Regions from separate parts of the Homo sapiens genome. Here all the other regions are linked to region 2. Evidence: chromatin loops called from intact Hi-C (ENCODE). Cell type or tissue: B cell. All regions are shown on one strand. Region 1 overlaps SULT6B1 (sulfotransferase family 6B member 1). Region 2 has its middle 45 kb from the start of QPCT. Region 3 has its middle 16 kb from the start of PIRAT1.

Region 1 (8,000 bases), 220 kb before region 2:
TTGGGGCTTTATTTTTTTAAATTCATTTTTTAAATGTTGGACATTTTATCTAGCATTTTTTTTTTTCAAACTGGTAAGCAATTAAGTTACTTGAGTTCATTTCAATGCATTCTAGGCTTGCTTTTGTTACAGCAGGGCTAGGGCTAATTTAGCCCTACTTCTAAGGTCTGAACATTCTGGGAAATCTACCCAATGCCCTGGGTATTAGTCTCTCCACTTTGACTGATGGGAACACAAACTATTTCCACCTCTGAATGAGGTCCAGGAAAATTCTTTGGCTCACTGCTTTCCAGTAATCCTTTCCTTGTCTTGATGGGACTTTACACTGTCTTTGTAAAGTTTTATTCCATGCATACACATATCTGCACTCAGTTAAAGATTAGAAAGATTCCCTCTGCAGATCTCTGAGGTTCTTGCTATGTTAAATTTTTAACATACAGTGCTCTTTTCCCCAGCAATGTGCTCTGAAAATCTAGCCTCCTCAGCCTGCCTGACTCCCAATATCCAACTCCAATTTTATGAGACTTTTGTATGATGTTCCTTTTCCCTGTACTGCAGCTTGGAAACTGCCTATAGATAGCACGTTCAGGAAGGTGTAGGGATCAACTCACTTGTTTACTCCTTCTCAGAGATCCCAGTATTCCTCTGACTGTTGTTCAATTTTCCTAATTAGTACATTTTTCTCATTATCTATTTATTTACCATTTGGATGTCCTCTTCTATAAATTACCTGTCTATATCCTTTACACTTTTTTTTAAGAGACAAGGTCTTTGTTGCCCAGGCTAGAGTGCAGTGATACAATCATGGCTCACTGCAGCCTCAACCTCCTGGGCACATGCAATCCTCCTGCCTCAGTCTCCTGAGTAGCTGGTACTATGGGCACACACCGCCATGCCTGGTTAATTTTTTTTTTTTTTTTTTTTGGTAGAGATGAGGTCTTCCTATGTTGCTCCAGCTGGTCTTGAACTCCTGGCCTTAAGTGATTCTCCCTCCTCAGCCTCCCAAAGCACTGAGATTACAGGCATGAGCCACAGCACCTGTCTACATTTTTTTTTTCCTATTAGGCTATATTTTATTTCATCTATTGATATTAGTTGTTCTTTATATACTCTAGATATTAACCTTTTATTTAGCATTTTCTCTCCTTCCTTCCTTCCTTCCTCTCTCTCTTTCCCTCTTTCTCTCTCTTTCTCCCTTCCTCCCTCCCTTCCTTCCTCCCTCCCTCCCTCCCTTCCTTCCTCCCTCCCTCCCTCCCTTCCTTCCTTCCTCTCTCTCTCTCTTTCTTTCTTTCTTTTTTCTCCCCTCCTTCCTTCCTCCCTTTTTTTTTTTGACAAAGTCTTGCTCTGTTGCCCAGGCTGGAGTGCAGTGGCATGATCTCAGCTCACTGCAACCTCTGCCTCCTGAGTTTAAACGATTCTCCTGTCTCAGTCTCCCCAGTAGCTGGGATTACAGGTGCACACCACCACATCCAGCTAGTTTTTGTATTTTTAGTAGAGATGGGATTTCCCCATATTTGCCAGGCTGGTCTTGAACTCCTGATGTCAAGTGATCTGCCCGCCTCAGCCTCCCAAAGTGCTGGGATACAGGCATGAGCCACCTCGCCCAGCCAGGATTCTTTCTTTTTAGAACATTTTCTGTCTTGTTAGTTCCACATGCCTACTTGAGGCTCTGTGGTAGAAAAAGTCTTGATGGGCCGGGCGTCGTGGCTCATGCCTATAATCCCAACACTTTGGGAGGCCAAGGCAAGTGGATCACCTGAGGTCAGGAGGTCAAGACCATCCTGGCCAACATGGGAGAAACCCTGCCTCTACTAAAAATACAAAAATTAGCCAGGCGTGGTGGTGCGTGCCTGTAAACCCAGCTACTCAGGAGGCCGAGGCAGGATAATCACTTGAACCTGGGAGGTGGAGGTTGCAGTGAGCCGAGATTGCGCCACTGCACCCCAGCCTGGGTGACAGAGTGAGACTTTGTCTCAAAAAAAAAGAAAAAGAAAAAGAAAAAGTCTTTACGGTAAAATAACACAATCTCTTACCTTTAGCTTTGAATTAAAGGTCATATTAAGTAGAAATATAAGGTCCCTTGAGAAGGGGCCTTCCTAAGGCCTACTGCAATGGCATACATGGAGCAGATTAGCAATGCATTTTTCTTGAACCAAATTAGAATGGAATTTATTGCAGAGTTGGAATTAACTCTCCCCCAACATTGTCTGAGATAGCCACCCCAAGTGCTTTTATCCATAGTAAGAAAGGAGTTATATTACGAGCAAAGTACAGAAAATTGTGCACCATTTGGAGGCCTGTGTCATCTATGGCCAAACACAGCTTTAGGTATGTCTCTGATAGTATCTCCTTACCCTCTTACGTGAACCTAGAGCACAAAATAAGTTAAAACTCCAGTGTGATGTATTAATAATAGTGTCCCTTTGGGACTGCTGAAATATCCTTTCTTGAAAAAGTGAACAAACTTATATTTGTGCTCAAAAATGTCCGATGTTATCATTATTATTAAATTGTATTATTATTTTGTATTGTATTATTTAGATTTCAATATTGTTTAATTATTATTTGATTATTTGATTGAATTATCATTTAATTATTTACACTTAATTATTATTAAGGAAAATAAATCTAGGCCTGCTGAATTGACTGGAATCAACCCTGGCAATATGATTCATACTTCAACTTTGCTCCGAGGGAGGTGCCTGCTAAGCACTCTTTGAATTTTTCATCCATTTCCTGGTTCTGAATTTCACTGAACAAATTTTTCCAATCACCAACTTCACCTACAACACACAAAAAACAGTAGACCCAGATATCTGTTAGAATATTTCTTCATGATTTTACCATTTTCAGTGCAATATTTCACTCTGATATGTTAAAATGGACACATGGAAAAAAGCTTTACACTCTTTATTTAGTTTTTTTCAGACGGTGTCTCGCTCTGTTGCCCAGGCTGGAGTGCCGTGGTGCGATCTTCAAGCAATTCTCCCTGCCTTAGCCTACCGAGTAGCTGGGATTACCGGCGCCCGCCACCACACCCGGCTAATGTATTTTTAGTAGAGATGGGGTTTCGCAATGCTGGCCAGGCTTGTCTCGAACTCCTGACCTCAGGTGATCCGCCAGCCTCGGCCTCCCAAAGTGCTAGGTACAGGCGTGAGCTACTGCGCCCAGCCAAAAGTTTTACACTCTTAAAACCTAATGTGATTTCTGTTGTAAAATTAACAATATCCATTGGGACTCCACCATCTGTGGTGTGGGAGGTGACATGTTTTCTTTACATCACTAGGGGGAGCCATCAGCCTCAGTGATACCCTAACCCTATTCCTCTCCAAACACCTAGAACTTAAAATTCCACTTTTTGAGAATGATATTTTTCTCTGTAAAGTCTCTTAAAGACTTTAAATACCCTTTGAAAGTTAACATTTTATAGCAAGTTTTCGTTAAGACCTCAGATACTGATAATTTTGCAAAAATGTATTATTTTGCCTGAGTTTGGGATGTTTTTTCTTACTGGCTGTTACCAGTAAAGAAAGTTACTTTTTTCTTAAAGATCTTTTGATCATTTAGGTTGAAGTTGTAAGTTCCATATTGCATAGCTGTTGAAATGTACGTTAATAAAGAGTTTAATGACATGAAGAAACGCTTACAATATATTAAGGGAATAAAAGAAAACACAAAACTGTTTACAAATGTCATCAGCTATATAAAACGTCACAGAATAAGGGTGGAAGAAAATATGCCAGAAAGTTAAACCTACCTCTGGTGGAAGAAATTTGGATAATTTTAATACTTTTTCACATTTTTCTATGCTTTATGAATTTTCTACAGGGAATATCATACGTTTTTAAAACTATTACTTTATTTACCTTAGAATTGTCCTATTCTAAATAACACTTAATTAACAATAGATAGAAAGGTTCTATTTCCTACCTCCTGAAAGCTGATTAAACAAGCCATAAAAATGGGGGTTAGTCAAGAATCTAACCAAAGTTAGGTTTACATTCAATGTTCCGCTTACAGTAGATTTTAAAAATGGATTTTCATTTGAAAAAGTACAGTAGAGTCATGTCTAGGCTCACATCCTGACTCCACTGTTTATTAGCTATGTGACAATGGAAAATTAATATTCCTGAGCTTTGATTCCTACATTTAGAAAATTAAGAACTTCAGTGGGTTTTTTGGTTTGTTTGTTTTTGTTTTCTTGTTTTTGTTTTTGTTTTTGTTTGAGACAGAGTCTGGCTCTGTCACCCAGGCTGGAGTGCAGTGGTGCAATCTTGGCTCACTGCAACCTCCACCTCCCAGGTTCAAGCAGTTCTCTGACTCAGCCTCCCAAGTAGCTGGAATTACAGGCGCCCGCCACCACGTCCAGCCCGAGCTAATTTTTATATTTTTGGTAGAGACAGGGTTTCACCATCTTCGCCAGGCTGGTCTTGAACTCCTGATCTCATGATCCACCTGCCTCGGCCTCCCAAAGTGCTGGGATTACAGGCATGAGCCACCATGTCCGGCCTTAGAACTTCAGTGTTTTTTACAATAAAATTTAATCCCAACAAAATGTTTAATACATGATAGATGCCTGCTGTTAGCTGTTGTTGTCCTTGCTGGTATATGTGCTACCTCTACATCTCATTATTTCATTATATACTCAATGAAAAATAACACTGGCAATCCTTAAGCTATATTATCACACATTTCCACAAGAACTTAGAATACTTTAATGAAATATAGTAACTATCATCCATGTCAGAGAGAGCTAGTTGCCTTTCCCATAGTCATTTTCTTCCTCTTCCTTATGGACAAAACCCTGATTTTAATTGTGTAGTAATATGCCTGGCTTAAAAAAGTCACATTTCCCAGCCACCACTGCAAGGAAAGTGGCCAATGAAATGTAAGAAGTCATTGGCCAGGTGTGGTGGCTCACGCCTGTAATCCCAGCACATTGGGAGGCCGAGAATGGGTGGATCACCTGAGGTCAGGAGTTCAAGACCAGTCTGGCCAACATGGTGAAACCCCATCTCTACTAAAAATACAATAATTATCTGGGTGTGGTAATGGGTACCTGTAATCCCAGCTACTCAGGAGGCTGAGGCAGGAGAATCACTTGAACCTGTGAGGCGGAGGTTGCCGTGAGCCGAGATCGCACTACCACACTCCAGCCTGGGCGACAGAGCAAGACTCTGTCTCAAAAAAAATATATAAAATAAATAAGAGAGAGGAAAAAAAGGAGTCATTGGCCAGGTGCAGTGGCTCACGCCTGTAATCCAGCACTTTGGGAGAGGAGTTTGAGACCAGCCTGGCCAATATGGCAAAACCCTGTCTCTATTAAAAATACAAAAAAATTAGCCAGGCGTGGTGGCGCACACAAGAATCTCTTGAACCCAGGAAGCAGAGGTTGCAGTGAGCCAAGATTGTGCCACTGCATTCCAGCCTGGGCAACACAGCAAGATTCTGTCTCAAAAAAAAAAAAAAAAAAAAAAACTCACTGATGGGGCTTCCAGGAAAGTTATTTAAAGGGGGCTCACTCAGCTAATACGATTCTGCCCCTTGCCCACTCACTATCTCCTATCTGAATTTGAACATAATAGTTGAGCTTCAGCTGCTATCTTGTTTTCAGAAGGTGATCATCAGAAAGGACTCTCAACCGCAGAAAGGACCCTAAAAGATGGTATGGGGCGGCCGGGCGCGGTGGCTCACGCCTGTAATCCCAGCACTTCGGGAGGCCAAGGCGGGCGGATCACAAGTTCAGGAGATCAAGACCATCCTGGCCAACATGGTAAAACCCTGCCTTTACTAAAAATACAAAAAAATTAACTGGGTGTGGTGGCACGCGCCTGTTAGTCCCAGCTACTCGGGAGGCTGAGGCAGGAGAATCGCTTGAACCCAGGAGGCGGAGGTTGCAGTGAGCTGAGATTGAGCCACTGCACTCCAGCCTGGGCAACAGAGCGAGACTCCGTCTCAAAACAAACAAATAAACCAAAAAAGATGGTATGGGGCTGCCAGTTACAGCTCTGGAGAGCCTGTGTCCAGACCTCTTACTGAGGCGGAGAAAAATAAAACCCTATCTGACTTAAGATGAAGTTATTTGGATTACCTGTTGTGTGCAAAGTCAGTCCCTAACTGATAACAATCCCAGAAACCAATGCGACTTTACCTTTGCGGAAAAGGAATGGGCCGACAGCACCGTGTGTGTCCTGAGACTTCGCACGCATGGCTTGGAAGGTGCTCTGGACTGAGATAGTTTGAATTTGCTCCCCAGTTAGAAAGAATCCCAAGAACTCAGCAATCTGTTTTATTCCAGCAGCCAGATTCTGTAAAAAAATTTTCTTAAAGATAAATTTCTTCCTATGGAAATTGTTCTCTGAGCTGAGACAGACTTTTTAGTCATCAGAGTTATTCAGCCTAACTCCCTAGTTCATCTCATCCCCCACTTTAAACTTAGAGTACTTTCATCTTCTTATGTAAATATTGAGATATCTCTGTAAGATATTCTGTATTGATTATACTTTGTAGTTTCAATTTATGACTCTTGTTGAACTTACCAGATAATAGTTTTTAGCATGTAAATAATGACAGTAACATTAATTCACAGGTTATAATTTTATCTAGGATGATATCATTGCATTAAAAAGTACCAACTTAGACCAGCTGAAGAAATTAATGTATTCCTATGTGCTCATTTGAATTCTCTTTTTTTCTGAATTCTATTTATAGCTAATGTTTAATTCCATTAAGAAAGTCTAATTTTTAGAATCATAAAAACTTGAAGAATTTTTTTTTTTTTTTTAGACAGGGTCTTTCTCTGCTGCCCAGACTAGAGTGGTGCAAGGGCACAATCACGGCTCACTGCAGCCTGGACTTCCTGGGCTCCAGCAATCCTCACACCTCAGCCTTCTGAATAGCTGGGACAACAGGTGTGTGCCACCACATCTGGCTAATTCTTGTATTTTTGTAGAGACAGGGTTTCGCCATGTTGCCCAGGCTGCTCTCAGAGTCTTTAATAGACCAGTGCATAATGTGAATCTCCAAGAGAGCAGGCTATAGAATACAGCAGTTCCTAAATCTATTTGAATAACCTCCTCCCAAACCTCAAGAAATATTTATTAACAGCTGGGGCAACACTTGTATTCTATGGTGCACAAGTTTCAGAAACATTATTCTAAACTAGAATTAATATGTTCTTTCATATTATATACATGCATCCTATAAACAGAAAGGGTCGATTAAATCTCACTTTTTTTTTTTGAGACGGAGTTTCTCTCTTGTTGTCCAGGGTGGAGCACAGTGGCATGATCTCGGCTCACTGCAACCTCCACCTCCAGGGTTCCAGCAATTCTCCTGCCTCAGCCTCCTGAGTAGCTGGGATTAGAGGTGTGTGCCACCACGCCTGGCTAATTTTTGTATTTTTAGTAGAAACAGGGTTTCACCATGTTGGCCAGGCTGGTCTCGAACTCCTGACCTCAAGTGATCCACCCGCCTTGGCCTCCCAAAGTGCTAGGATTACAGGCGTGAGCCGCCGTGCCTGGCCTAAACCATACATTTGCTTGTTTGTTTGTTTGTTTGTTTTTGGTTTTTCGTTTGTTTGTTTTTTGAGATGGAGTCTTGCTCTGTGGCCCACGCTGGAGTGCAATGGCACAATATCAGCTCACTGCAACCTCCACCTCCTGGGTTCAAGTGAGTCTCCTGCCTCAGCCTCCTGAGTAGTTGGGATTACAGGCACGCACCACCACACCCAGCTAATTTTTGTATTTTTAGTAGAGACGGGGTTTCACTGTGTTGGTCAGGCTTGTCTCGAACTCCCGACCTCAGGTGATCCACCTGCCTCGGCCTCTCAAAGTGCTGGGATTACAGGCGTGAGCCACCATGCCTGGCCTAAACCACACTTTCTTTTTATAAGAATGTAATGTAAGACTGGTGTTAGAAACCCAATTAAGTTAAGGAGCACTTGATACTCCCTTCTCTTTAACATGCTTTCTCCACAGGATTCTGCTTTCCTTCCTACC
Region 2 (8,000 bases):
GTCGCATGCCACCGGTGGGCTGCGGGTTGGACAAGCTTGATTTACTCTATGGTTTTCACCCTCAGCTTTAGATTCTCCTTGGGGCTGCACTGCACGGACGGTCCCTGTCCACGTTTTTGCCTCTTTCCCAGTGGTAGAATGTACTCCAACAGTTTTCAACGTTTTTGTATTTTAAGTAGTAAAGTCCTTTCTTTGAAGGATATCTCACACGAAAACCCCAAAGATAAAAGCAGTGCAGATCTGGTTGAAGGTAGGAGAGTGGCCTAGAACTTTATTGGTGAAACCTTATCCAAACCCCCCAGCACACTCACCCTGACGCACTGCAGCCGGGACTCTTCAGCACCTCCCTGTAAGCTGGTGCTCTGCAGACCTTAGCTTGGAGCTCCGATCTAATCTCCAGTCTCTTTTTACTCAGTTCTCAGAGGCAATGACTTGGTGGATCAGTCAATCCTTGGGTTCTAGGTTACCACTTTCACCTGGTTCTCCTACCTTTCTAGTCTCTCCTTCTGTCTCCCTTGCTGTGTCTTTTTTTGTCTTTCTGACTCTTAAAAATCAGAATATTCTGGAGCTTAGTTCTTGGACCTCTTCTCCAGCTATACTCACTCCCCAGCTGATCACATCTAGCCCCATGGTTTGAAGATTATGTGTAGATAACTTCCAAATTAGTATCTCCAGTCTCAATCTCTCCCAAAACTCCAAACATCTCCACTGGGGTGTCCCAAAGACACTTCAAATGAGGAAATGCAAAACTGAACTCACAGTTCCGTGCATCCTCCCGAACCTTCTTCTTCCTACATTAGTACATGGACACTTTTTAAGCCAGGTACTGACTCTTCTTTCTCAGCTCTGGACATTATCAAGTTCTATAGGCTCTCCTTTGTACCCCAGGTCTGTCCCCTTTGAGCAGTGCTCCCCCTCTGGGTCAAGTCACCATCATCTCTTCCTGGGTCCCCCTGCTCCACCTTGCTTCTGTAGTCTCCTATCACAGGGACTAGAACGATCCTTTTAAATTGGAATCAGGGGCTGGGTGTGATGGCTCATGCCTGTAATCCCAGCACTTTGGGATGCATAGGTGGGCTGATCACCTGAGGTCAGGAGTTGGAGACCAGCCTGGCCAACATGGCAAAACCCGTCTCTACTAAAAATGCAAAAATTAGCTGGGCATGGTTGTTCCACCTGTAATTCCAGCTACTCAGGAGGCTGAGGCAGGAGAATTACTTGAACCCAGGAGGCAGAGGTTGCAGTGAGCTGAGATCACACCACTGCACTTCAGCCTGGGCAACACAGTGAAATTCTGTCTCAAAAAAAAAAAAATTGCAATCAGGTCATATTACAGCTCTGAAATGGCTTTTCCTTTCTCTCAGAATAGGATCCAGTGTCATTTCTATGGCTGACAAGGTTCCATATGACCAGGCTCCTCCATCTTTCTGGTCCCTCCTCCTATGGCTCTCTTCCTACATCACCTCTCCTGGCCACACTGGCCTCCTGGCTTTTCCCAAACAAGCTGAGCACAGTCCTGAATCACTGCCTTTCTATGTGCTTGCTCCTCTGCCTGGAATGCTTTCCCCTAGATATTTGCGTCGGATGTGCCCACATTTCATCTGAGGTTTTGCTCAACTAATACTTAATTGGAGGGGCCTTCCCTGATCCCCTTCATCCTGTCCCCTGGACTTGCCCATTTTCCATCCTGGAGAGGTCTTAGTGACAACTTACGCTGTAAAGCCACCACCATCAATCACTTCATCCCCTAACGCTACACATTGCTTCTTCTTTCCCCAGAGATGAGGGTTAGACTTATGTTTGGTAGGAGCTGCAGCAGCTGCAACACTGAGGTCTGACTCAACTGAATCCAGGGAAGCTCTGGCTTCCCCAGCAGCTGCCCTGGGGGCCAGTGACACAACCCAGAAATACATACAGTTAATGTCCTGCACAGTAGACAAATCAATGGAAAGCAGGAGATAGGAAGAGACCGAGGGTTAATTGCTTACCCTTCCTCCCTCCAGTGGATTGTTTTGACATGCAGTGATTTTATTTGACCTCTCTGGAAGAGATGGAGATGGAGAAACAAGCTGTATTTGTGGCAAAGCTGGCCATCTTGGTAACACATCCCTTGTATTTGCCATTCTTCCTTTCCTGTCTCACTTCCTACTTTCCTTCACTTTTACTCCCCCTAAATTGCACCTTCTCTCATAAAGTCTAAGCCATGAGCTTTTGTTTCAGGCTCTGATTTCTAGGGGACTGTTATCTGTTTATTTGTGTGTTATCTCTCTCTCCTCTCTAGAATGTGAGCCCAGAAGAAGAGTAGGGAGTTTGTTTCGTTTACTGCTGTATCCTCAATGACCGGCCTAGTACTTGGAACATGGTAGATGCATGTTAAATACTTGTTGAATGAACTTCATGATGAGGAAACTTGTCTTTCCTAATCCTGGACCTTAAGCCAGGATGATTCACTGAAGCCAGGATGGTTCACTTGTAAGTCACCTGGTAAGTCCCACTCATCTGTGGCAATCCTTTGGTACCTCTTGCTTTGAATCTGCTCTTGATCTTGCTTCTGCTTCCTCCTCTCTCACCTGTGATATGCAACAGCCTCCCAATTGGACTCCCTGCAGCATTCCACCCTGCTTCATTCTAGACTTCATGCAACAGTCAGAGAAATGTTTTAAACACATTAATCAGGTCTCATTGCTATGCTGCATAAAACCCTGTGATGGTTTTTCACTGCACTGAGAATTAATATGAACTCCTTAACTATGGCTTACTATGGCCTACAAGGCCCTCCCCACTCAGAAACTCAACAATCTTTTTTTTTTTTTTTTTTTTTGAGACAGAGTCTCACTCTGTTGCCCAGGCTGGAGTGCAGTGGTGCAATCTCGGCTCACTTCAACCTCCACCACCTGGGTTCAAGCAATTCTCCTGTCTCAGCCTCCTGAATAGCTGGGATTACAGGCGCCCAACATCATGCCGGGCTAATTTTTTTTTTTGTATTTTTTGTAGAGACAGGGTTTCACCATGTTGGGCAGGCTGGTCTCAAACTCCTGACCTCAGGTGATCCACCTGCTTCAGCCTCCCAGAGTGCTGGGATTCTAGGCGTGAGCCACCGTGCCTGGCCCAGAAACTCAACATTCTACCACTCTTTCCCTCCCTCTCTGGCCTAAAATGCCATTGCCCTCTTTTGTTCCTTGAACTTACTAAGCAGTCCCCTGCCATAGGGAGGCTTCTGGACATCCTTATCCTCCACATGGGATTCTCCTTTAGTCCCGATTTACATTGCTGTCTCTTTCTTGGCCTTCTCACAGAGGCTGTTCCTCACATCCTCTTATCCAGAATAGGTCCTTCCCTGTATATTTCTATCTCAGCACTCTACTCATTTCTTTCTTTTTTCTTATCACAACTTGTCATTACAATATTGTTTTACTATGGGTGGGGGGCAGCCTGTTTTCATGATCAAATTGTAGGTTTCATGAGGGCAAGGACTATGTCTATGTTTTTCATCATTGTATTCCCAGCAACTTGGAGATATTTGTGTGTGTCAGAGGTTTAATACATACTTGGTGATTAAACAAATATTCAAGAACTGATCCAGCTTCTATTTCTCTGGCTTCAGGACTTGCCTCAAATGTCCCTTTATCACAGGCCTTCTCCAACTACCCTATATAAAATGTAACAGTGTATCTCCTGGCTTTTACTCTTGATTGTGGTGAGAGATTTGGTATCCTTGGTCTGGGCCTTTTGTGTTCTCTAAGAACCTGGTTTGCCCTCTGCCTCTTGGCTCTACTGGCTGCCATGAGCATCTACACCTCCCAGCTCCAGCTCTCAGGGCCCCTGTCCTCATTCAAGGCCTGCCCTGCTTCATCCTGGAGGAGATGGGGCAAACTCAGATACAGAGAGCTTTAGCAACTTGTTCAAGTTTATACAATAATGAAGATTGGGCCAGAAGTCAGGTTTTGGGATTTGCACCCAGTCTCATGCCTTTTCACTCTATTATGCTAATCCTGTATCTCTGTTTCAAATCGAAGTGACTCATTTTGAGTTTTCAGATGAACACTCCAAGTATTATGGAGTACCTGGTTATTTGAAGTAAAAAAAAAAAACAAAAAACCAAGAATTGAAGCTTCTAGCTAGACAAACAAAGCTTGAAGCACCAGACAGCTATTGAAGACCAAATCTACCCACAGGGCTGGAATTAGGCACCGAGGGAACAGATGCAGGGAGAGATCCAAGCTCACAGCCAGGAGCCAGATGCTGGGTGTAAGCTGTCTGTGCCTGTCCTCCTTTCCCAAGGCCCGCCAAAGGGAGGCTCTGAGCTTCAGAGTGGGGATCTAGACTTCAGTTGCCAGTAGGTTCTGAAAGTGCTGCCCTCAGGGAAATGGTGACTTAGAAACAGAACTGCAACAAGTTTCAGTTGAACTCCAGGGAATTCCCTAGGTATGCCTCTTGCCTCCTCCTCATCTCTCTCCTTCAAAAGAAGGACATTTGAGGAAGTCCCAGGGAAGAGAGATGAGAAATATGGTTATGAAATAAAGAGAAATGAAGAACCACAGTATGGAGTACTTTTCTGCATTGGGTAGGATTTGTGGGTGAGACAGAGAATTGGGTGGAGGGCAGAAGGCCAGAAGGAGTAGGCAGAGGAAGGAGGGGGTGTTGAACCTCCTTCAGGCATCGAGCGAGAAACCTGACCTCGGAATAGTCACACTTGATCTCCTTTTGGCTTCTGTGTACCAGCAAAGCCTTTAGGTTTAGTCTGTTTCCTCTGTGGCAGAAAAGGAAGCCCAAGACAATTTGCATAGGCAGCTCTCAAGCAAAGCCTCCCTCAAAGAGTTTCTGACTCATCCCCATGACTTCCTCCCCCATCTGTCAACAGGGGAAACTCCAGGTGGGAGGTTACATTTCCTGCCTCCCTGTTATGGACTAGTTTCCTTCCTGGGAGGTGAGGCAGAAGTGGAGGGGACTTTCTCCCTCCTCATCATCCCATGCCTTCTCTCTTCTCCCGGTTCCTCTCTATCAAACTCTATGTTCCCATTTTGAGCTGAGAATAAGGAACAGCAGAGTTGATTAGAAACATTTTAAAATCAAGTGATTAAACTCTGATAATGGCAGAATTTCAAACATGAGTCAGTATGTAAATCCAATTGTAAAGATGAAGCTTTGAAGATATTTCTGTGTTCTCAGAACCTCAGAAGTTAATTCCTAGACATTGCTTCCTCCTAAGGGCAACTTCAGCACATGGTCCACAAGGATATAGGGCAGGATCCTCATAGAGGTAGTGGGCTACATGTCTCAAGTTGTAGGATGCTCTGGGTCCTCAAGTCTATCTATCCTCTTCCTCGAGTTCTGCACATCATCTTCTACATGCTGCTGGGCTCCTGAAAGCAGCACAACACCCTGACGGGGAGCTTGTTTGAGCATTCATTCTTTCTGTGTTTTGATAGTGTTAGGTAGGCCACCATCTGTGGGTTCTGTTTAGATCCACAGTTCTTCCTCTGGACATGGGATGTATCAAAGCAGGAAAGAGGCTGCCCATCTGAGCTTTTCATGATGTCGCGGCTGTGGCTCTGGCTGTTACCAGAGCTATACAGGAAACCCAGGGAGAGGGCTTGAAATGGTTGGGCATCAGGTATAAAGAAAAAAGCACTCAGAAGTATGGAATTTGTTTACATTGGTTCAGGGAACCAAAGAAGATTCGAGAATAGAATGTTCTGTCCTGTGTGCCCACTGAAATTAGAATTGTATGGGATTTTCCTCCAACACCCTGGTGGCTATTTTCCAGTGTCTTTTGCTGATTCCTCTTCATCTTCAGACTTGTCAAGTTTGAAAGGCTCTAAGACTCAGTTCTTGTTCCTCTTCATTTCTCCATCTCAGTCCATTGTTGACCTCATCCAGCTTCAAGTCTTTAAATACCATGTATATGTTGGCAACTCCTGGAGCTCTCAAATGTTTTCTAGACTTGTATGTACAACGGCCTACTGAACAGTTCTACTTGAAGGTCAGATTCAGCAAGTTCCCACTGAACTCCTGGTCTCCTCCCCACAAATCTGCTTCAGACATTGTTGGATGGCAGTAGCTCCAACCTTCCTGTAGCCCAAAACATAGGAGTCATTCTTTTTATTGAGACATAATCTCGCTCTGTTGCTCAGGCTGGAGTGCAGTGGTGCAATCACGGCTCACTGCAACCTCCGCTCCCTGGATTCAAGCAATTCTCCTGTCTCAGCCTCCCTAGTAGTTGGGATTACAGGGGTGTGCCACCAAGCCCGGCTAATTTTTGTATGCTTCGTAGAGACAGGGTTTTGCCATGTTGGCGAGGCTGGTATCGAACTTCTGACCTCAAGTGATCCACCCACCTCGGCCTCCCAAAGTCCTGGGATTATAGGTGTGAGCCACCATGCCTGGCCTTGGAGTCATTCTTGATTCTTCTATTTCACATCCCACACCCAGTCAGAAGGTAGCCTGGCCAGGTCTATCTTCCAAATACATCCAGAATCCAATCACCTTCTACCACCCCCATTGCTGCTGCACTGGGTCCAAGCCACCATTATCTCTTACCTTGATAACTTTAACAGCCTCTTATCAAGGCTTCCTGGTTCTACCCTTGCCCCCTTCAGTCTATTCTTCATGCAGCAGGAAGAGCGGTTCTTTAAGGAATTAGGTCCCGTCATGTCACTCCTCTACTCAAAGCCCTGCAATAATTCCTTATCTCATTCAGAATAAATGCCCTTACAGTGGTCTGATTGGTCCTCTGTGATCTGTCCTTGAGCACCATTCTGACTTCATCTTTGACTAGTCTCCTCCATTGCTCACTCTTCCTTAGCCACAGTGGCCTACTTGCTGTTTCTTGAACATGTTAGTCTTAATCCTACCTCAGGACCTTTGCACAGGCTGTTCTCTCTGCCTGGAATATTTTCTCCCCACATACCTGCATGGCTATTTTTTAAAAAAATATTATTCCATTCCTTGCTGAACTGTAATTTTTCAACGATGTCTTGCTTGATCCCTCCCCTCAGTTTAAAGTTTTAATCTTGAGATTTTTTACTCTGTTCTACTTATTTCTGTATCACCCTCTAACATATGGTAAAATTTACCTATTTAATATGTTTGCTTTTTGTCTGGGCTTGTTGGCTTATACCTGTCATCTCAGCACTTTGGGAGGCTGAGGTAGGAGGATCACTTGAGCCCAGGAGTTCAAGATCGGCCTGGGCGACATAGTGAGATCTCGTCTCTACTAAAAAAAATAAATAAATAAAATAAAATAAAATAAAATAAAGCCAGGTGTGGTGGTGTGTACCTGTAGTCCCAGCTACTCAGGAGGCTGAGCTGAGAGGATTGCTTGAGCCCAGGAGTTCGAGGCTACAGCAAGCTATGATCACGCCACTGCACTCCAGCCTGGGCGTCAGAGTGAGACCCTGTTTCCCCAAAAATGTTTGTTTTATATTATTTGACTTTCCCATTGAAATATAAGTGCCACAAAGGCAGGGATTTTTGTTTTGCTTATTTGAACAGAGGCTGGCAATGGTGAGTTTGTTAAATGAGTGGATAAATAGCAATGGAATCAGGGATAGTCTCAAAAGAGAGGGCAAATGAAAGGTGGGCAAGTGTCCACAGAGCACCAGAGTTTAAGTTGTAGCTTGTTATGGTTGAGGACCAGAGAGATTTTAGGTTGTAACTGGAGATAACACTGTAGGCCAGAAAATTGTCAATCCACATGTCCTCTGGGGTCTGTTTCATGGTCATTGAGAATAAGCCAATCTGATTAAAAGAAAAATCAGGCATCCTATTAGTTAGACCCAGTGAACAGGCATGACCTCTAGATTATTCTCTTTTACCTTGCCTTGGTTATTGGGAGGCTACATCATATTTCATGATGCAAAGGGGAATGGATACTTGATTCTGTTTTTCTTCTTTTATGTGGACATAAAAAATGATAGGAAAAGTGAAAGGTTTTAGGGGGAAATGCTTTGTTCATAGAATTGCAGCTGGAGTGAGAAGAGAGCTGGAGTGAGCTAAAC
Region 3 (8,000 bases), 500 kb after region 2:
GAAGGGGTTTTTGTTTGTTTGTTTGTGTTGTTGTTTTGGTTTTGCGTTGTTTTTTTTTTTTAGACAGGATCTTGCTCTGTCACCCACGCTGGAGTGAAGTGGCATGATATTGGTTCATTGCAGCCTCGACCTCCCAGGCTTAAGCAATCCTCCTACCTCAGCCTCCCGAGTAGCTGGGACTACAGATGTGTGCCACCATGCTCAGCTAATTTTTGTATTTTTTAAAGAGATGGGGTTTTGCCATGTTGCCAGGCTCATCTTGAACTCCTGGACTCAAGCGAACCACCCACCTCAACCTCCCAAAATGCTGAGATTGCAGGTATGAGCCACTGTGCCCAGCCAGAAATGGTCTTTTGAAAACCTTCATTAATCTTTACTGTAGCACCTATTTTCCAATTTTAATATAAACAATGCTGCTCCATCCATTGGTTCAAAACTATGGCAAGAATAGAGATCATTCAGATGTCAATAATTTGGAAGTGGTATAATTGCATGTAATCCCCCCAAATCATAATCAAACAGACATAGAAACTAGAATGATGAAAGAACATTGAGGTCACTTTCAACAAAACTGGGTGAAAAGGAATTCTCACAACTCCAGAATATGGGTGGGTGAACCAAAACATGAGACAGCAGCAGGAGCTGAGAGAGCAAAGAAAGTCCAGAAATATTGTATGAACCACAGCATCTCTAAATTGCCAACGAAACCTGCCCTTCAAAAGAGGAGACTATACATTGTGTGAGAATCTATGTGAGCAAACTGAAAAACATTCCGGGAGAAAAGCTCCCATGTGATGGGGGAAGATGGCGGGACTGTGCTGTTGTCAACTTGGTCTGACAATGTGCTAGGCTGGAGAACAGCCCCAAACACACCCACATTCAAATCCCTGGAACCTGGAACTATGTTACCTTCCACGGCAACAGGGATTTAGCAGATGTGATTAAGTTAAGGATTTTGAGATGATGAGATATCCTGGATTATCCAGATGGGCTTGATATCATCACAAGGGTCCTTATGGTAGAGAACCAGGAGGATCAGAATCAGAAAGTGGATGTGACCACAGAAACAGAAGCCAATGCACTTTGCAGGTGGAGGAAGGGGGCTTGAACCAAGAATGTAGTCAGTCTCTACAAGATGGAAAAAGCAAGGAAATAGATTCTCCCCTAGAGTCTCCAGATGGAGGCCAACCCTGCCAATACCTTGATTTTGGCCCAATGAAGCTCATTTTGGACTTCTGATTTCCAGAACTGTAAAAGCTAATACATTTGCTTTTTTTTTTTTTTTTTTTTTTGAAACAGAGTCTCACACTGCCTCTCCTGGGCTGGAGTGCCATGGTGTGTTCTTGGCTCCCTGCAACCTCCGCCTCCCGGGTTCACACGATTCTCCTGCCTCAGCCTCCGAAGTAGCTGGGATTATAGGCGCACACCACCACACCTGGCTAATTTTTTTTTTTTTGTATTTTTGTATTTTTAGAAGAGACAGGGTTTCACTATGTTGGCCAGACTGGTCTCGAACTTCTGACCTCGTGATCCGCCCGCCTCAGCCTCCCAAAGTGATACATTTGCATTTTTAAGCCACTAAGTCTGTGTTTTGTTACAGCAATAATAGAAAACTTATACAGATGGAAACTATATCGCCCAGAACCCTCTTTCCTGTATGTTCTGTTAGAGTTGGCCAGAAGAATTTAGATGAGATTGGGGAAGTGAGAGTGAAGCAGGAGCCATTCCTCTCTGGAGCGCTTTGTGATGAGATAAGATGCCCCACAGGGTCCAGGCCGACTTCACTGTCCGCCTCTGTGCCTCGCTCTGCTTCCAGACTGCTGGTCCTGCTGACCCACAGCACCCCAGGCCTCCCTGCAGGTGCTTGGCTGTGAACCCACAGAGACCATGGCCACACCAAGGCAACAGCTTTCCTTAGACCTCTGGGCAAACTCCCTTCACAGAGCCACATCAGCACTTAACATTTGGCTTCCCAGATTCAATTGCATTCTCCAACCTGTGCTCCCACAGAGGATTAGCTAGATGATATCAGTGTTTCTCAAAGTGATTATATCAATTTATTTTGCAATGACTGAGAGTTTTCTATTATTCCATAGCCTCAACAATACTTGATATTGACTAATTCTTAATTTTGACCAATCTGTAAGTTATGTGTTGATATCTCCTTGTGGCTTTAATTTGCATTTCCCTGATAACCAGTGAAGTTGGGCATCTTTTAATACTTTTAGTGACCTTCTGGATTTTCTTGTTTGTGAAGTGCTTGCAACTTTGGCCCATTTTCCTTCTGGGCTATCTGTCTTTTAAAAAATTGGTTTATAGTTCTTTATATACTCTGGATATTAGTCCTTTATCAATTATACATATTACAAAGATCTTATCCCAGTGTGTGGCTTGCCTTTTCACTCTCTTTAAAAAGTCCCAGCCAGGTGCAGTGGCTCATGCCTATAATTCCAGCATTTTGGGAGGCTCAGACTGGAGGATCACTTGAGTCCAGGAGTTCAAGACCAGCCTAGGCAACATAGGGAAACCCCATCTCTACAAAAAAAAAAAAAAAAAAAGCAAAAATTAGCCGGGTGTGGTGGCACATGTCTGTAGTCCCAGCTATGCGGGAAGCTGAGGTGACAGGATTGATTGAGCCTGGGAGGTGGAGGCTGCAGTGAGCTATGATCATGCCACTGCACTCCAGCCTGGGCAACAAAGTGAGACCTTGTCTCAAAAACAAACAAATAAACAAACAAAATCTCCCTAATATTGATGTGATCAAATGCTTACCATGCATACACAAAACCCCAGCAATTCTACTCCTACGTATATACCCTAGAAAATCTCTTGAAAAATTCTCCAGGTGCAAGACTGTCCATAGCAACATTGTCCCTAACAGGAAAAAAGAAACAAACAAAAAACCGAAAAACCTAAATGTCCATCAATATAAGAGATAAGAGTACGTAAGTTGTTCATACAAGGCACTTATCTTCACACACGTGAATCCACATGGGAGAGTCTCAAGGTTACCTATGGGGAGAGGAAGGGATATGAGATGGGAGGGGTGCACAGGGATGCTGGTGACATTCTGTTTTTTAACCTAAGAGGTGTTTGCACAGCTATTCACAGTGTTTATTCTTCTTTGAAATGTGCATATATTTTATATATGCACTGTCATATTATCTATGTTCCCAATAAAACATTTTAACAGATATTATTCTCCTAATAATCCTATTTGTCATCTTGGTTTAAGGAAGTGCAATGGAAGATTCTGCATACTTGGGGGGAGCAGTTCCCATATCACATGGGCTGTGTGTTAAAAATTCAGACTGCCAGCCCCTACCCAGGCTACAGAATCAGAATGTCCAGGGTGGGGCTGAGGCAGCAGTGTCCAGGGGCACTCAGGGGTGCTGTGGTCATTTTTTCCCAGGTCATTTTCTATCTGAACCTATTGGTCCATCCCAGAGCACCCAGCCCTCTGCAGATCCGCCAGCGTCGGTGGCTTCCTACTGCCCTCTTGTGGCCGGTTTTTCTACCCAAACTGGGCAGAGTCTGACAGCCAAGCGCCAGGGAGTAGACAGAATGTGTTCTGGGATCAGGGGTCTGTCTGGATTTTGTGGTGGCTCCGAGGACCTGCATAGTTGAGCTAGATGCCAAAACATGACACCTAGAACCCACTAGCTTGTCTGTTATTTTTGTTGAAGTCCTATGGATCCATAGACCCCTCCTGGCTGCTCCAAACCCTCGTGTGCTTGGTCCCCACCACCCACAGGGATCCCCTTTCTCTGGGTTCGCCTTCCCACCCACACCTGTCATGCACACACACCTTCCCTACATTATCTGGTCTTCATTTCTGCCTAAACAAATATGTATGGTCTAACCAGATCTCTGGTCCTGGTCTCTGCTGGACGATCTTATTCTGTCCTTCGATTCCACAACACCAGGGCTGTTGTGAGACAGATGAACGCTTAAGACCAGGACCCAGTTGGACACACTCAGTACCTACTGCTTTCTCACCCCCATTCTCCTTTCTATTCCATTTCGCTTTCTCTTCCTCGATCTGTCAGGGTTTCTAATCCTGACAATGAGCTTGAAATGGTCAGGTTTACTCAGAGAAAAAAAAACAAAACAGGCAATTGGTATCACTCAAAGAAGAGCCTAGACCAGGTCTCAGGGGCAGATTCCAAGTATGTAGAGTCCCCACTCACTCGCCTTACCTCTGTCCGCAGCTCAGACGCCGTGTGAATCCTAAATTTAGACCCTGCTATAACATGTGGCTACTGACCTCCAGAAAGGCTCCTCCCCAGAAAGTCATAACCCACCCAAGGGAAGGCAGTGCAGTATAATGATTAAAAATATGAATTTGGAATGATAATTTCATTGGAATCTCTGTTTGCTTATATGTTGGGTGGGCTTGGGCCACTTATTTTTACATCTCTAAACCTCAACTCCCTCATCTGTAAAATGGGCTAATGATATTTAACTCACAGATTGTTGTGATTATCAAATGAGACACTGCATTTTTAAAATGCTTATCACATTTCATAACTAGGAAGCACTTAACAGACACCGTCATTATTCGTTATGAAGTCCAGACTTTGTAGGACTCAAAGGACTCTATCTCAGGGGTGGAATCATCTGGAGCCCTGGCACCATCGGTTGCCCAAGGCTCCTTTCTGAACAGCCAGGTCCCTGGGAATTCTCTAGGGAATGAAGTTGGACTTCATTCAAACTTCATTCTTCTTCTTCGAACTCCACCATGATTCTGGCCTAGAGGCTCTGACCTCCCGCCCAGAGATCACACTGCCTCTCCTCAGTCTCATCCTGTCAATCAAGTCGACTACGGGACCTGCTCAGTCAGGAGCGTGCACTCCACTTTCTCTTCTATTCTCCTGCTGGCTTCCTCTCCTCCACCACCCCTTTCCTCTCACTTACTTTCAGCTGCCAAGAATAAGATACTGTTTTACCCACATCTATCTACTGTCACTCAGTCGGGGACTGGGGCTTCCTGAATCAGCACAACTTTTTCTAATTAGGTTTGCCATAGTTGCATGCTTCAAATGTAGTGGTTGAATTCCTCAAAGAAACTCTTCAGGAGGAAGGAAGGGTGTGGCAGATTATGCCACCCCAAAATATGCCACTTTGGCGTGTTAAAAAAAAAAAAAAAACCACTTCAGCAGAATTAAATTTAAGGGAGTTTAATTGAGCAATGAACAATTCACAAATTGGGCAGCCAACTCAGAGAGACTCCAGGAGTGCCTTGTGGTCAGAACAAATTTATAGACAAAAAAAAAGTAAAGTGACATATAGAAATAGGAAGTGAGAAACAGCCTGACTAGCTACAGCTTGGCGTTTGCCTTATTTGAACACAAGTTGAACACTCAGCAGTGTATGAGTGGTTGAAGTATGGCTGCTGGGATTGGCCAAGACTCAGTGACTGTTACAGGTGCATACTCCTAGTTAGGTTTTCAGTCTCGTCTACCAGTTAAGCTAGGTTGCAGTTCATCCACAAGGACTCAAATATAGAAGTACAGAGTCCTTCTCAGGCCATATTTAGTTTGCTTTAACAGACGTAAGGATTATTCTGAGCTGATGATAATTAAGAAGTGGACAGAAGAAAAACTCTGCTCTCCTTTTTTCTTCCAGGAAGGGCAGGACAGTTCTTGGTCCCCTGAGACAACCGTAGATCCTATATCCCACACACTAGACCAGAGGAACAAACTTGACCAACCAGCCCTTACCGTCCATGAGTTTCCCATTTATCTTCCCACAACTTGCTACCCCATGAAGTCCAGAGTGCTTTTCCTTTCTCTTGTTAATTCTCTACAAAAGTATTGGGTTTTTTTGTTAAGATGTTATATAAGCCCAAGTTCTAACAATCCCTTTGAGTTACTCATCTCTAGGTACCTCCATGTGTATGTGTGACACATGCTAATAAACTTCTGTTTGTGTTTCTCTGGTGAAGGTGCTTTTTTGTTAGTCTAATATACAGGGCCTCAGTGGGAGAACCTAAGATGGCTAGAGGGACAAGATTTGCTTTCCTCCCCTATAAAAGCAACCCAGGGGTGGGTAGGAGGAAGAGGCAGGTAGTGCTCTGTTAGGAAGTTCTCTGTGCACAAGTTCAGCATCCCTAGAAGGCCTCTACTCCTACCCTCAGTCCTGCTTTGTTTATTCAATGCTTTCTTCCTCCTGTCCTCCCAAGTCAAGTATCTGCGTAAGGCTACCTCCTACTTGAAGTTAGCAACCCCTGGGCTGCTGACATGGCCCATTCCTACAAATGATGGCATTGATTAGAATTCACACTCAAAGCAAATTTTGCCTGATTTATTGGAGAAGTTTCCTTAAATCCTCCTTCTGTTCTATGTCCTCTAGGCCATTGAGCCTGGAGTGTCATTGAGAGTACTGTGAGCAATCTTGCCTTGCAGTTAACCACTTAATAAACTCTTTATTCATAAGTAGATGTTGGGGGAAAAGGATAACTTCACAGTAATCACATAAGGACTGGATTATGGCCCCAGCTCCACACTCATTGGCTACGTGATCTTTGTAAGTCATTTTCCCCTCCCTGGGTTCCTCATCTGCCAAATGCGAAAGCTGGGCTGGATGGGTAAGAGCCCTCTTCCAGCTCCGATGTTTCAACATCAGGTTCGCCCGCACACTAGAAACTCAGATTTGCACTGCGCTTCTGAGAAGCTCCAGTCCAGTCATTCAGACAGTCTGATTTATCCCTCGATACCACTTCAAGGGTAGGTTCTTGACTTATCTAAAACTCAGATACCAGAGGATGACTTACTTGAGGTTACAAAGTAAATCACTGTCAGAGGCCAAAACAGCAACTCAGCCTTTCCAACCAGCTTTCCTCCATCAAGACAGCCCAAGGAGAAAACAACCCTCAATGCCACCCCCATACTGGATAACTTTGTATCCATGCAAAACTCCTTTTAACTGACATTTTAACTTTCAAAATTGTGTGTATGTAAACATGTAGCCCATCACCATTCAAAACTCTCCTTTAACTGGTACGAAAGAGCATTTGAAAATTGTAATGAAACTGTATCTGTCAGCTTTTTATTTCCATTTAAAAAATGAAAAACAAGACAAAAAAAAAACAACTAGAAACTGCAGTTTAGATACACAGCCCACACACCGAGCAGGCCCCGATGGCACTGATTCAGTGTGGGGTGGTTAGTAATTGGCAGCTCTTCATTTTAGAAGCTGCATGTGTTATACACAAAGCTCGCTGGTACAGGAATCAACACTGGCTCAGCCCCTAGTATCAAATCCTCAAAGGCCACTCAGACTCCCAGAAGGGAAAAACCCTGAAAGCCAACATTTTTTCCCAAGGCAACACTATATTATCTTTGACATTCTGTTCCCTTGTCTAAGAAAAGAGAATCCAATTCTTCCTGCTTTCCCAGAGCAGTATTTGAACTGTTAGAAGCAATACTTGTTTCTTATTTTCTTCTATCAAGATCACAACTTTCACGCAACTTTGTCAAAGTAAATTAGGGATTTTGCAAGAGCCAGTGGGCAGGTAGTTTCTTGTTAGATATTTATGCCTAACTGTGTCACCATTATTTTTACAAATAGGCTTGTCCATCTCAGATGGTTCTCAGTAGTCGCCTAGGTAGAAAAGCAAGCAAGAGCTCCTGAAACCCTCCAGGATGGAGTTGGGAGCTAGGGAAGCAGAAGTGCTAAGAGGGCCAGAGACCAGAGAAAGCTTGTGGTTGGGCCAAAAAAGGAACAAAATGCTAGACCTTGAAACTAAAGGCCGTGGAAATGACCACAGACATCTGTAGCAAAAGCCAGAGCATGAACCCAAAGACAGAGGCGAAGGTGAGGGCTGGAAGCCAGAAACAAACTCCTATCATGGGAAGTAAATGGGAACAGAGCATGGCCACATGGTGGATGAGCCTCCCCAAGAGCTTAAGAGCTTAGCACACCCCCAGGAACAGCAGAGAAAGTGAGCAGGCAGGGGAAGAGTCCCAGATTTGACTGAGCCCTTACCCAACAGAGAT

What was found. Hi-C counts contacts between places; a loop is a spot of excess contacts. Peaks named below come from ENCODE experiments on the same cell type or tissue, not always from the same donor. Only the 100,000 strongest peaks of a DNase experiment are listed, where the experiment ranks them.
Region 1: a loop joins it to region 2, with 5 times the contacts of the local background. A loop is called at or near these places in 12 of 110 quality-filtered maps.
Region 3: a loop joins it to region 2, with 4 times the contacts of the local background. A loop is called at or near these places in 41 of 110 quality-filtered maps.

The regions. Positions count from the first base shown.
Region 1 is chr2:37,165,283-37,173,282 of GRCh38, forward strand. It overlaps SULT6B1 (sulfotransferase family 6B member 1), which reads right to left. Exons shown (of 7, transcript NM_001367551.1): 6 at 6,152-6,308; 7 at 2,538-2,783. The coding sequence ends at 2,653. Among named protein-coding and RNA genes, the nearest start is that of EIF2AK2, 12 kb to the left of the region's middle. In B cell, CTCF peaks have their summits at 3,336 (motif pointing right) and 3,542; a DNase peak (open chromatin) is centred at 3,289.
Region 2 is chr2:37,385,798-37,393,797 of GRCh38, forward strand. No RefSeq gene overlaps it. Among named protein-coding and RNA genes, the nearest start is that of QPCT, 45 kb to the left of the region's middle. RefSeq lists an enhancer at 4,307-4,496. In B cell, no CTCF peak of the experiment used is centred here; a DNase peak (open chromatin) is centred at 4,804; H3K4me3 peaks cover 488 bases; H3K27ac peaks cover 2,490 bases.
Region 3 is chr2:37,887,622-37,895,621 of GRCh38, forward strand. No RefSeq gene overlaps it. Among named protein-coding and RNA genes, the nearest start is that of PIRAT1, 16 kb to the left of the region's middle. In B cell, CTCF peaks have their summits at 3,498 (motif pointing left) and 3,699; DNase peaks (open chromatin) are centred at 3,500 and 5,330; H3K4me3 peaks cover 614 bases; H3K27ac peaks cover 1,937 bases.